Linked DNA regions of Homo sapiens: regions 1 and 2 are each linked to region 3. The links are chromatin loops, found by intact Hi-C in ENCODE. Cell type or tissue: dorsolateral prefrontal cortex. All regions are shown on one strand.

Evidence for each region. Peaks named below come from ENCODE experiments on the same cell type or tissue, not always from the same donor. Only the 100,000 strongest peaks of a DNase experiment are listed, where the experiment ranks them.
Region 1: a loop joins it to region 3, with 4 times the contacts of the local background. A loop is called at or near these places in 2 of 110 quality-filtered maps.
Region 2: a loop joins it to region 3, with 3 times the contacts of the local background. A loop is called at or near these places in 15 of 110 quality-filtered maps.

Annotation. Positions count from the first base shown.
Region 1 is chr9:37,328,830-37,331,329 of GRCh38, forward strand. All of the region lies in intron 6 of ZCCHC7 (zinc finger CCHC-type containing 7), which reads left to right. Among named protein-coding and RNA genes, the nearest start is that of LINC01627, 65 kb to the right of the region's middle. In dorsolateral prefrontal cortex, a CTCF peak has its summit at 951; no DNase peak of the experiment used is centred here.
Region 2 is chr9:36,866,092-36,868,591 of GRCh38, forward strand. All of the region lies in intron 8 of PAX5 (paired box 5), which reads right to left. Among named protein-coding and RNA genes, the nearest start is that of MIR4540, 3.0 kb to the left of the region's middle. RefSeq lists an enhancer at 1,849-2,500. In dorsolateral prefrontal cortex, no CTCF peak of the experiment used is centred here; no DNase peak of the experiment used is centred here; H3K4me3 peaks cover 483 bases.
Region 3 is chr9:36,797,229-36,799,728 of GRCh38, forward strand. The region is part of intron 2 of LOC105376030 (a long non-coding RNA gene); the gene reads left to right. Among named protein-coding and RNA genes, the nearest start is that of MIR4475, 25 kb to the right of the region's middle. RefSeq lists a silencer at 1,106-1,305. In dorsolateral prefrontal cortex, CTCF peaks have their summits at 1,227 (motif pointing right) and 1,426; a DNase peak (open chromatin) is centred at 1,257; H3K27ac peaks cover 1,815 bases.

The DNA of each region.
Region 1 (2,500 bases), 530 kb after region 3:
TTTTCACATTTTGTGATTACCATTTAATTTTTTTAAAGATTTTCAGTAGAAAGCTGTAACTCCTCAACTATTCCTCAAATCTCAAATTAGGATTTGTTAAAAACTTAAGTGTTATACCCAAAAATATATACATACCCATGTATGTTACACATATATATTACAAATGTAATTCATCTGAATACATTGTTTGTGCTTATGTAGCAGTTTTTTTATCCTATCATAATATAGTGAAATCATTACAGCCTAAACTTAATTAGAATCTAATTATATGTTATACTTTTCAAGATGACAGAGCTACTCTTTGTAACTGTATAAAGTAATATCCTTATAGATTTGACATTGCATTTATTTTAGCTTTTCCCCTAATTTAAACAATTCCAATCTTGAAGTGTAGGAAGTATGATTTTAAAGCTGCTCTTTTGATTATTTACACCTGTGTTCGTTTATATACCTATAGTTAAAGGGTAAAAATTTGTTTCAATGTAACAGAAATATTTGAAGGTTTGCTTAATATTTTAGCTGTTCAGAAACATAAATTTTAAAAAGAATCATTAGGAAAAAATAATACAAAATAAATTTACTTTTTAAGGAATTACAATATATTCTATTTATAGGTATAACAAATTCAATTTGAAAACTTTGTTTGTTCCAATCTGGAATCCTGGTTAATTTTTTAAAATAATATTGAAGTTGCCATCACAGTTTATAAATTATCAAGTTGAAATTAATAATGAGTTTACTATGCAAGTATAAATATAAAACTAGCATGTTTATGAACTTGTGCATATATCAGTGTCTCTAAAATAAAATAGTTAAGTAATTATTTAAATTATCAGTATATGGACAATATCCAAATGTATGCAATGAAGCAATATTCAGTCTTGAATAAAAACAAGATGCATGATGATTTTAGTCATCTTCAGCTCTTTTACTAGGCGATGGACTGCCATCTATTGACTCCTAGTAGCCCTCACACATGAATGTTGAGTCAATCAGCGCAGTGACCAAGTAATGAAGCCTCAGTTAGAATTGTTACTACTTATTCATTTAAACCAGTCTGCTTAAAACTCTGGAGCTTTCTACACTTAAGCATTGATTAATTACTTTTTCTAACCAAAATTGTCATATTTCTTACCCCAAATGATGGCAAAGATGATTAGTATCCAGTTTGGAGATGTTTATATTTGGGAGCTTTACAGTTGCTTTTATCTGCCTCCCAACTAGAGGGTCATTTACAGAACGACTTAAATTTTAACAGTAAATTAATGTTTATCCAGGAGTCGTTTTCTTTAAAAACCAAAAAAGTCTATAGGTTAAACAGAATATTGTTTCTCAAACACATAAGAAAGGTGGTGTAGTTGATTGTTACAAGTGGACTTTTGAAATATTCCAAATAAAAAATTCCTTAAAACACTTTCAGAACTAAGAAGAAAGTTATAGAAGTGTTCACTATTTTCAACAATTTCAAGAAAAATAAAATGAAATATCTTCAACAACCTGTATATGAATATAATAGCTTTTTAATCAGCTAGACTCGACTACATTAATAAAAGCTAAAGACCATCATTCTAAAGGGTTCATGCTAATAAAACTAAAAAGACTACATATACACAAACATCCATATTATAACAACCATCTGGTGACACCATCTTTCTATGTTTTAATGATTCTATAATTATATAATTTAATGTCTTTATCAATTTGGAGACCATGAAAAAAAGAAAAAAATATTGTTTTTACTTAACAAGTACATAATTTCCTCAAATAGTTAATATTTTTACCTCCTTCAAAAATGTTTAGAATGCTTTTAAATGTTTAATAATATAGCTAAAATATAACTTCTTGTATTTTCATTTCTGCTACATTTTCAGATTTTTGTAGAGCCTGACTTTTAATGTTCTTTTTCATCTTTCAAATAACTCATTCTAGATAAAAATTTCCCCCTTTATTCGAGAAAGAATGTCCCTTCCCCCACCCCCTGTCATTTCTACTCTCATTTATATTAAAAATCCTAGGCCAATATGGCCACCAACAGAGTTTTACAACCAACAGAATTTTTAACTAGTAGAGGCTATGATTTGACATGAGTTGGACATTTGGTTAATCTTGTTTTTAATCTACTTACTTTAAAAAGTAACCAGGAGTTTGCTATTTGAGGGCTGTATGTGTTAAGAATCGAAAAGGACAATGCATCTTTTATGTTTAATTTTGCATTTGATTTCTTTGTGTGCATTGTTAAAATGTATTTCAACCCTACTGCCTTTTATTTTAACTGAAGGTTTAAGCAGGAAGCAAATGTAACTGTTTTAGAAGAATTAAGCCTTAATTGTTTTTTTATATATAATGTTTTGAATGCCTAGAATTCACACTTCAAAAAATAGACTATTTGTTATCCGGGAAATGGGGAAGAGTAGAGAAATGAGTGTGCTTGACTTCCTTTCTGGCCTAAGAAAGGCTTATGGCCACAGTTTGTCAGGGTATATCTTATAAACCATAAGTA
Region 2 (2,500 bases), 69 kb after region 3:
GTGGGGAATAAATCATCAATTATGGAGGAAACCAGCGGCTAGGAAGGTCTGCTCCTGGTGGCTGAAGAAGCGCGGGCGGGCCGGGCCTCACCAGGGAGCGTTCGAGGCAGAGGCCTAAATAGAAGCCAAGACTTCAGAACCTCAGTTGGGGTCGTGGTCAGATTTTTCTATCTGTCTGACTTTCTAACTGGGTCACAGCTTCCAGAGGGAAACTGAACCCAGGAACAGAAAACAATCATTTCTTTGTGTCTGGCTACCTGACTCTGGGTAGGGGAGCTGTGCCCCGGCGTACCTGCAGGTCTCAGACCAACCTCGGCCAGACCTGGGGAGCCCACCGTTGCCTGGATCCACTGAGGCACAGAAGCCTGAGACTTAAGAGAAGATGTTTTTGTAGCTGGCCAGGTCCCAGGGCCTGGGAGAGGATCTGCATTCAGGAAGAGCACAACAAAAGTTGGGGTGAAGGTGGGGGTCTCGATTTGTGTTGCTGTAGAAGCCAGGGCATCCAGGAACCGTCCTTTTTATACCAGTTCTGCACAAGGACAGGAGACAAAATAGCTTCTTTTTTATTGCTTCGGTGAGGAACTGAGGGGGGTGGGGACAATAGGGCAGAAAGAGGGCCACCTGGCTCCCCCTCTGACTTGCCATATGACTTTGAACAAGTCCTTTCCTCATCCTCATCTGCACAGCCCTGGGTTGATTTCTAAGGTTGAGTCCAGCCCTGTCCATCAGTGATGGACGGAAAAGCAGCTACAGAACACACAACGGCCTCTCCGTTGAACACACAACACGCTCCACACAGGCACAGCCCAATCTACACAGGGCTAACAGCCTTCAAAGCTTCTCCTGCAGAGCAGATTTCTCCAAAGCCAAAGGCAAGGCCCTCGGCTAGGGCCTCTGTTGAATCAATGTCTTTGCCGCTGCCCCCAGTGGCCAGCTCTACAGCCTACAAAATGTCCTGGATGGGGTGGTGGGGGGGGGGCCTTGGTTGGTCTCCTGCTTCCCAAGGCTAGATTCCAATTTCTTTGCATTTGTTTTTCCAAATGTGTCTGGCTCGTTCCTGGGGAGTTCTTCTCTACCCAGGAACCCCACACCCGCAGTGCCCATGGAAAAGCTATTCATTCACAAAGGTCCAGTGCAAAGTTGTAGGGGCTATGGGAAACTGCTTCAACCCAAGACTCTTCGGTATACACCTGGTGTCCCCGCTTAGACCTGCTCGTGCCACACCCTTCTTTTGCATCACACAATGAAAGCAATTTCTGGGCTGTAACACAGTGTTTCTAAGAGTCACACTCCAAATTGGCAAAATCCTTCCCTTGTCATCTAGACTGAACCACTTGCTAGCAAACCATTTAAGCCTCAGTTTTCACCTCTGTAAAAGGGGCTACCGTGAGGCTCCACTGCAATTATACATGAAAGGGGCACATGAATAGCAAAGCTCCGTCCAGGTGGGGGTTCGTCTTCTTAGCAGCATTGTGAACAAGACCCCACGATGGCCACAGCGGTCAGAAACCCTGCCCTGGCAGGACAATGCCCAAGGCATTTTTGGCCTGGGATTGCTCTTCAGGCGAAGGGTATGGTAACACAGTTGTCATTTCACATTTTTCCTTCCTCCCTCTTTTATCTCTCTTTCTCTTTTCCACTCCTTCTCTCTTCCTTTCTTTCTTTCTTTCAGCCCTGGATTTAAGTCTCCCTGTTTCGGGCCCTTTATTTGTGCCCGTTGCACATAGACTCCTTATAAAGAAAATTCATTTGTTCAGGGTCACCGCATGGTTTTTCATTAAAAACAAATTACCCGCATTCAGGGAGGACATCTGGGCTTCGCGGGTCCCATTAATGACTATATTTCCAGCCTCCCAGCCTGGTTGGGCTCCCCTTGCCTGTCACCCCGCGTTCCCGGCCCCGGGAGGACAATGAGAGTGACAGTCAAGTGAAAGGGAAAACATGAGGGATGAGGGCGAGAGGCAAGTCCCCCGAGAGGGGAAGGAGGGAAAAGTGAAAAAAATAAATAACTCAAACAGAGGGTAACAAGGGCCATTGTCTCAGCGTCTTCCTGCTAGAAGCCAGAGCAAATATTGGAAGAAGGACTGGGGGCGTGCCAGTAGCACTCAAGCCCTGTTTAATTACACAGTCCGACCCTAACTTGCCCTGGACTCTGGACCGGGCAAGATGGGGAGGGGCATGTGCTGTATTCAGATAAATCCCACCCACAGCTACTGAGCACCTACTGCAGGCAGCACCTACTGCAGGCAGGGCCAGGATCTGAGAGGAATTCCGGGCAGCCCTGACCTCAGACGCAGCCAGGAGACGGGCGCACGGGGTCTCTATGGCAGACCATGGGCAGTGCCCGGGGGGTGCACACAGTGGGGAGATGAGGGACTGCGGTGGGGGGCTTCCTGTAAGAGAGAGCCTTAAATTTGGGTCTAGGAACATGTGTCAAACACAGACAGGTGAGGATGGGGAGGGAGAAAGGAATATACCAGAATTCCAAGTGTGAGCTCCG
Region 3 (2,500 bases):
GCTGGGGTCTGCTGATTCCCAAAGCTCTGGAGGAAGCTCCACCAGGAAGTGACAGATGACGCTGCTGCTCACATTTTATTGGCTAAGGCAAGTCACACGACCGCATCAAACTTGAAGGTAGTGGGGAAATGCAACCCTACTAGGTGCCTGAAAGACAACTGGAAATGTTTGGTGAACAGGAAAAAGCCACCATATCACCTGCTGGTGTGGTTTAGGGATAGAATGAGTTCATGTACTTCAGGTACTCAAAATGGTGCCAAAGGCCCAGTAATCTCTGCATGGGTATTAGCTAGGAACACCACTGCTGTTTCTCTTATTTGGTTTAAAGATGAGGAAACACAGCATGAGAGGCCGAGTAATTTGCCCAAGTTACTGCCCAGGGGCTACCCAGAGGTTGCCCTTCTAACTGGCACACTCTACCAGCCCACTCCGAGTCGCAGGCCATCCTGAGAGCCGAGGCTGGGTCAGGACAGACACGATGTGCCCTCGGTGACTTTGAGGACTCCCATTCTACTGGGGGAAGAGAAGGGACCCTATCATCTAGTGAGTGCCACACAGAGGATCTTACGGAATTCTCACAACAGCCCCAAGGTAGGGATTATCATTCCCATGGGTGGGATGGGAAAACTGAGGCTCAGAAAGGTAAAGTGACTTGCCCCAAACCAAAGGCTAGTTGGAGGTGGAGCCAGGGTTCACATCCCGCCTGTCGGGCTCACTGTTGGTGGGGCTCCCTGCACGCACCCCTGTGCCTGTGGAGGAGGCACAGACAGAGGCACACAATGGTGAACGGCTTCGTGGACGCTTTCCTTACGGACAGAGGGGACTCAAGGGTCAATTCCGGAATGAACGAGCCCGCTTTCTACTCCCAAAGAGGAGCCAGGGGTGTGTGTGTGTGTGTGAGAGAGAGAGAGAGACAGACAGAGAGAGAAGAGAGGCCCCCTCATGAATCATCAGGCAGGCTTCAGGGAGGAGGTGGTATTTGCCCTGGACTTTCTAGACTGGCGTACGTGAAAATAGGGAAGGAAGGGTAGGACTTCTGTTCAGGGTGTTTGGAAGAGCCAGAGTATGAGCTGGACAGGGGTGAGCAAGAGTGAGGTTGGGGTCAGTCCTGACTACAGCAGCATTACCACCAATGATTGTACAGGCCAACATTGGGCCGCCATCTACATCATATTGTAGAATGGAATGTTTATCATGACATTCCGGCAGATGGCAGCAAATATCTGGAGGAACTGGGGCTGGCCATCTCTACCCCCACACCTGCTCTCACCCTTCTCCCTGTTGCTCTGTGCCCTGGAAGGCCAGTGTCTATGGGATCTCTGTTCTTGGGCAGAGAAGCCAAGGGGAAGCACCGGCAGGAGGCAGGAGGTGGTGGAGAGAGGCTTGAGTATTTATTCCTTTTTTCCCTCCCTGTTGGCTTGGCAGTGGCTGTGCTTGTCTGTCAAAATCTCCCCAGCTGCAGCCCTAGTGGGATTTCATAACTGCTTTCTTCTGTGGTCCCTTTGGGTCTAAGGGCGGTAACAGCTCCCCTCTGTTGCTAGGGTATTTCACCACCTTTTGCTAGTTTTTCTTAGCCATGACCACACCTTCATAAATAATGTCTTCGGTAAACTCTCCAATCACCCCTTCTGAGTGAGCCATCTGTGTCCTTCCAAACCCTGACAATTCAAGGGCTCTTTCATAATTTACACAACGATCTTCTTTATGCCAGCAGCAGCTTCAGAAACCTCCTGGCATTCTCTAGGCATTCTGTAGGCATTTGGGGAGTTGTTCTGAGCAGGTCAGGAAATAACCCCAACTCCATCTCTCATGGGGTGGCTGAAGCAAGCAAAGGTGCAGAGAACAGGGCAGAGGCAGCACGGTGAGAACTTTTGCCTTTTTTCAACACTTCTGGCACTGACCAGGATCCTGATGAATATTTGTCGTGCTGAGATCCATTGAATTCTGCGAGGCGGGGCAGGAGAGGCGGGGCCTTGGGGGACCAGCAAGGGCTGCTCCCTGCCCTCACCTGCAGGATGGTGTTTTTGCCTCAGTTTCCCCCCTTAGATTGTGAGTGCTCCAAGGCAAGGCTTGATCTCTCAAATCTCTGTCTCCTCCAGCCCAGCCTGTTGGGAGAGCACTGGAAAGTAGCTGGTGGGTGACCTGAGCTAGTTGAGCTGGTTTGAGCTGACCTGCAAACTTCCTTTCTGTGGACCCCTGGTTTCCACTGGAAGGTTCACCTGCCCATATCAGAAAAAGCCTGACTTTAAAGGATTTTAGAAAACCCCATTTTATTCTTTTTCAAAACGTACGGCAAGTAATCAAGAACATTCCTCCTGAGTCCAGTGCTATTTCCTCTCCAGTTCACTGCCCCTCAAGCCAAATCCCAAGTCTGCTTTAATGAATATAGAAAACTCACTTGTCATTAGTTGGACAAAAGCTAATGGACTGGAGTCCTTGAGGACAGTGGGTCTCTTGAGCAAATTAAACACTCCCCTTGCAATCTTGAAGTCAATGTTAA